Linked DNA regions of Homo sapiens: region 1 is linked to region 2. Evidence: chromatin loops called from intact Hi-C (ENCODE). Cell type or tissue: heart right ventricle. All regions are shown on one strand. Each heading gives the region's core, and the rest is flanking DNA. Links, peaks and the distances in the headings are about the cores only. Region 1 overlaps RNLS (renalase, FAD dependent amine oxidase). Region 2 overlaps LOC101929727 (a long non-coding RNA gene).

Region 1 (2,915 bases), core at 210-2,709, 140 kb before region 2:
CTGTTTATGTGTTTTGGGTGTACAGATCACTTTTTATTCAGATGGACTAGAGCATAAACTGGCATTGAGTTTTCTGGCAATGAAACGTCATAGCACTGGAACCTCACTGGGCTTTACAAAAATGCATTCAAAATATTTTAAAGTACTTCCACTTTATAACTGATGACAGAAGATGATAAATACATTGTGGTTATTTTGCTCCTGTTTTTTGAACTTTCAGTGCTGGGATTATTGGAGACAACTACCCTGAGATAGCAGTGATTTGGGAACTAATACCTAATGGCTAAGTGGGTGTCCTCAGCCCTCACATCCTGCTTATCTATGGAAACTAAGTAACATGGGAATGATAGCTAGAAATCCACCCTTTTCAGAGGACCCAAGAGTCCATCTTTAAATGCTGTATGGCTGGGTATGCTGTGAGGATTCTCTTAACACAGAACAGCTCTGCCTTCCAAAACCCTAAAGACGTTTGATAAGGAAAAATAGCTAACAAGTTATGCCTTTCTCATAACCTTTGAAACCTACTTAAAAACTGAAACAGTACAAGAATTTGCAGTTTAAAATGACCAGAGAAGTGGCAGAAAGCCAGAATTCTGTCAGAGACGGCTTAGAAAAGCTTAATGATTAACAAATGGGTCACTGCCTTCAGGCTCTGACCTTTAGAACTAACCAATTTTAGCCTTTTGGTTATGTTCCTTCAACTCGTTTTATATCAAGGAAAAAAAAATACTCTCTAATGGCACAGTACCACCCATCCAAAAAAAGGATTCTTAGCAGTCCAGTATTTGGTCAGTAGCTTTTCTGATAACATGGAGTTGGTCCTAAGCACAGTATTAACAACTGTTAAATTATATTTTTTGTTAGAGTTTAAGGAAGGCCCTAAGCACGACTGCATATCCTGCAGGTGAAATGTACGAAATTTCGGTTAACATGGTAACGGCTCTAAAAATACCTAGGCTACAGTTTAACCACAGAGTTTCCTCCTTAACGTAAAAAAGCCACCATCACGAGCTGTTAGAAAGTGCAACAAAAGCAATCTCTGTCGGACTTTGTGCAAGCAGGCTATTAAATCAGGCCTGGCAGTGACAATCTGCAGCCACTCTGCATCAAAGTAATAATTAAAGTTTTGCAAGCCCAAACAGCAATGCACAAACCACCTAAGAAATATGTTACATTGATAAGTCCTTTTTTTCTGCCTGTAACTTCTCTTCTCCCCTACCCCCAACCACCAGGTGGACTAAGCAGGGCGTGGCAGGGGCACCGTGACAAAGAGTCACCACACCATAACCACAGGGCCCCACCCGAAGGAAAACCTAGGGCAGGCTGCCACGGTTTTCCCAGCAACCTCTGCACCAGGATCCCATAGAGTATGCACAGGAGGCTAAATCACTCACCTGGGGTTTCCCATCTGGGCTCTTTGCTTGGCAGAGACAGAGAGGGTGGGGTCAACCTTTTCCTTGATGCTTTTGCAGTTAGCAAGTTGGAAACACATTTGACTCTTTTGAATTCTGTGCCTTGGCTATTCAGGAGTCTGTCATGTCTGGGCTTACTAAATTCTACCATGTCTAGGCTGCCGGGTTTAATAAATAGAAATACCTGACATCCAGTTAAATTGGAATTTTGAATAAACAGTGAAGAATTTAGTGAGTGTAAGTATATCCCATGCAATGCTTGGGATACTTACACTACATACTTATATACTTATACTACAAATAATTTCATAGTTTACCTGAAATTCAAATTTGACTGGATGTACTTTCAGAGTCTTTTTATCCACCAACACCCAATTAACAAATTGGTTTTTATTTGTTTGGGCTTTTTAACTTCATTTTGCTTTTATTTAGTTTTGCTTTGCCTTGCAAGCCTTGGGTCAGTGTAGAAAGGCTAATCCAAGGAAATGAGCTAGCATTTGCTGAGCTCATTCTTAAATCAGGCTTCATCTTAGGTACTTTTGATGCATGGTCTTTTAAAATCCTCACATCATCCTCTATAATAGCCTACTTAAAATCCACATTTTATAGAGGAGGGTACCTCAGCTCAGAAAGGTTAAGTGATTTGACCAAGGTCACACAGCTAACAAGGAGGCAAAGCTAGGTGTAAGCCTAAGTGAGTATGACCCCAACTGGCTTTCTCAACTACTTAGTACATCTGCAATAGTCACATTTAAATGTAATAGTTAATTTTTGCCTGTTTATCAGACATTAGGTTCTTTTCCTTAACAAACGTCAACTCAATAGCATAGATTTCATAAGCGAAAAGCTCAAATTGACAGCTGAATTGGGAACTGTTCTCCATCAACTCCTGGTACATAATAAACTATTTTATTAATCTCTTTACTAAAAATGAACTTCCAGGCCATTTCTGACTACTCCACACTAGAGCTATAGTTGTTCTAAGTGCTTTCTATATAGTAATTAATCTAATATTGAAATCAACCCTATGATATAGTCAGTACTATAATTTTCAATTTATAGTGTAGAGAAATTGAAGTTCACAGCCTTTCCCAAGGTCATACACTGGTAAGGGAATTAAGCATGATTTAATCTCATCTTCCTGGCTGCAAAGCCTAGGTTGTGTGGCTTTGAGGAATTACTTAGCCTCTCTGAGCCTAAGTTTTTTCATGTGTAAAATGGGAATTATAACTACAGTACTATCTATATCATTGTTAACCATCTAAATAATGGTTAATTCATTTACCAGTGTTTGACCTTGAGAAAGTCTCTGAACTTAAACAGCTTTGCACATAGTAAGCACTCAACAAACATGAACTTATACAATTATTTTGAGAATTATCTTTAGTAGACACCTTTGACAATAAAGGACATAAGAGAATAGTCTATGTCAGGGATTGGCAACATTTTTCTGTTAAGACCCAAAAAGTAAATATGTTAGACTTTTTAGGCCAAGAGTCAAAA
Region 2 (2,915 bases), core at 311-2,810:
TGAAATCAGGAAATTAGGTTGGGATGCATGAACAAAAAGATAAACAGAAAGAAAAAGCATCAGGATGGTGGGATTCGAGGTTGCCTGTTACGTGATTTCCAAATCAGGAATCAAGCCTTCGGTTTTGCAATGGGTGATTTGATGCTCTGGGTTTTCACCTTTGAGATTTTAATGCTTTTCTGGCATATATGATAGAAGAAAGCACCCTGTTCCAGGTGGTGAACCAGAAGTCCCTCTCACTAAATTAGAAAGGAGACATTTTAGGATATGAGATCATGAAATAGAATAGTATTTGAAAAGAAAAAAAAATGAAAAGAAAAAGAAAAGAAAATCACATATATGCAATAACACACAACTAGCCCAGCACAGGGTGAATTTGTGGTTAAGCCATTTTTTTCCCATTGCAGATGATACTTTAACTCTTTGAATCTCAGAGTCCTCCTGCACACATGCAGCATGAAAAGACGTTTCTGCGGCTGCCATCATAAAGCCAAGCTGTACCTCAGGTTGAATTAGGAAGGTCCGGGGTTCTGTTAGTGTTCTGATTCTGAGACTGCAGCTCTTTGCCTGAGATCATTCTGCCTAGCTCTCCTCTCCCTGCCAGCGCCTTAATAACGTAAGCCCAAGACCCTTGCTCTCAGATCTTTTGAACGAACAATGGTGCTGGGCAATCACACCATAAAGGACTATTTGTGATCATTAGGGAGAAAAGGGAGGGGGGTAAAATGTTATGCTAATCAAAAGCAACAACTGTTATTTCTTCTTCAGTGCTCTTCACAAAAGTCACATGGATGATGGTAAATCTTCGAGCTGATGCCAGATAAACTCTGAAATTTTAAAGTATTTGTTTCATATGGGCAAAGCTTTTCCTTTTTTTCCCCTTTTTTTCTTCTCTCCCTTTACCCTGTGGGAAAATGAACTTATTTTCAGTCACCCCTGACATCTGACCACTCAACTGATCACGAGGACACTGTGGCAAACCACAACTCAACTTGAAATTGTCTCTTTTAGGCTCGGTTCCTGTACTTTGGATGGCACCATCCTTGCTACCCAGCATTAGCTTTTTTTCTATGGAGGTTCCATTTTTACTTTCTTCCATTTACTCAAAGTAAGTGGTCTTGCTGTAAAGTCTCTCAGTTGGGCTTGTCCTCAAAATAAACTGAATGCAAAAATGACACCAACTTTTCAGCCAAAACCCCAAAAGTGGCCCATTTACACAGTGTGTCCTTCTTTTAAAAAGAAAGAAAGAAAAAAAAAAAAGCATGAAAACCTTAAACATCCTGCAAAGGGGGAAGGAAAAGCCAAGTCTCTTGATTAATATCGAGATGATACAGCAGGGTTTATACATATTCCTTCTGTTTGAATCATCTTGTTTTTTGTAGCTGTTTTACACCTCCAGGATCCTGCCATCTGCCCACTCTAAAGAAACACAGCAAAGCAGTCCAAAAACAATGGCTGGAAGGAAATCATTGTGATCTAACTCAAGAGATCAACTTGTCTGCACCCTTTCGGTTACTGCTACTCTTCCTGGAGAGAATACAGTGTGGTGTGGCCCAGAGGTTCATATTATGGGGGGGCGTTGCCTCCTAATAAGCCCCCCGGTGCCTGTCACACCATCGGCTGACAAGACAGAACATGGTGTACGGATCTGGCTGCCCTCCTGGCTGAGGAACAAGGAGGAGGAGGGAGTGGGCAGCGCCCTGGGCAGTTATGTCCTACTCATATCTGGTGTGTGTCACTGGAATATAGGTCAGCATTTGCTGTACAACTTGGGGCAGGCTGGAAGCATGCAGACCCCGGATTGGGCCCAGGAACCCCCACCCCCACTCTCTTCTTGCCTAAAACAAGTTAACAAGCCCGAAGAGCATTGAGAGAAGCCATCAGGACAGAGGAAACCAGCCTTTCCATTTTGCACGCAAATGCTGGGGAAATCTAAAGCTTAGCAAAGGCGTTATCAGTCCTGGGGTTGGGCCAAGATGCAGGCTGAAGTTCAGCTGGCCAGGCCAAACGCAGCTGCTGGCTATTCAGGCTTCCCACAGGGACTTTTCCTCAACTCCTGATTTAGATAGTGAAATGGATGGGTAATGTGTACATAGCTGCCAAGGGTGATAGGAGAAACAAAATGACTTTCAGTTACTGAGTAGTTCAGGTGGAGGCAGAGAACACAGAAAAGGTTTTCTTTCCAACAGCAAAGTGAAGTGTCCGTTAAAGAGCTGCTGGCCTTGCAGGGAGATTATTACTTTAAAGGAATATCGGCAAATGCTTTAGGCTGAACATTTGGGCTTGCTTACTTCCGTTTTTCCCCGCAGTTCATAGAGGGATAAAGATATTACATGAATTGGATTTTTCTTGTGAATTAAAATATCGATGCCCTGATTTTTGGTAACGAATGTTGCCAAGTTTGTGCTGAGCAGACAGAAAGGAGGAATAGGACTAAGGCTTTGCCTTTGGGGAAATGCAAAAAGGGTTCACAAAAAAATGTCCCATTGATTGTCCAAGGTCACTGGACTATGCATGCTCAAAATGGAACTCAAGACTCCCAAACTGCAGTGTCTGACTCATTGTCCTTTGACTAAACCAATGAAAATAAAATGGGTTAGCACAGAGTATTGTTCCAGGACAAAAAGTTCAGAAAGCCAGCAGAGCTTCAGGGAAAATGGGATTTTCTTTAATTAAGCTGACATTGAATGCCTCAGTAATAATCTTGTAAATTTGAATTTATCATCTGCAAAGTAGGCATATTTGTGATTTCCTAGCATGCAAGTTAACTTAAAATTTAGTGAGTATCCCTTATGTTCCTGGCACTGTGCGAGGCATTTTCCCACACATTATATGATTTAATCCTCACAAGGATCTAGAGAGTCAGATATTATTATCACTGTTTTACTGATGAGACTTAAACTGATCAATGTTCC

Evidence for each region. Hi-C counts contacts between places; a loop is a spot of excess contacts. Peaks named below come from ENCODE experiments on the same cell type or tissue, not always from the same donor. Only the 100,000 strongest peaks of a DNase experiment are listed, where the experiment ranks them.
Region 1: a loop joins it to region 2, with 8 times the contacts of the local background. A loop is called at or near these places in 27 of 110 quality-filtered maps.

The regions. Positions count from the first base shown.
Region 1 is chr10:88,384,112-88,387,026 of GRCh38, reverse strand. The region is part of intron 4 of RNLS (renalase, FAD dependent amine oxidase); the gene reads left to right. Among named protein-coding and RNA genes, the nearest start is that of RNLS, 200 kb to the left of the region's middle. In heart right ventricle, for the core only: no CTCF peak of the experiment used is centred there; a DNase peak (open chromatin) is centred at 1,284; H3K4me3 peaks cover 505 bases; H3K27ac peaks cover 1,170 bases.
Region 2 is chr10:88,243,037-88,245,951 of GRCh38, reverse strand. All of the region lies in intron 1 of LOC101929727 (a long non-coding RNA gene), which reads right to left. It also overlaps a transcript of RNLS not described here. Among named protein-coding and RNA genes, the nearest start is that of RNLS, 340 kb to the left of the region's middle. In heart right ventricle, for the core only: no CTCF peak of the experiment used is centred there; DNase peaks (open chromatin) are centred at 1,701 and 1,821; H3K4me3 peaks cover 1,176 bases; H3K27ac peaks cover 2,500 bases.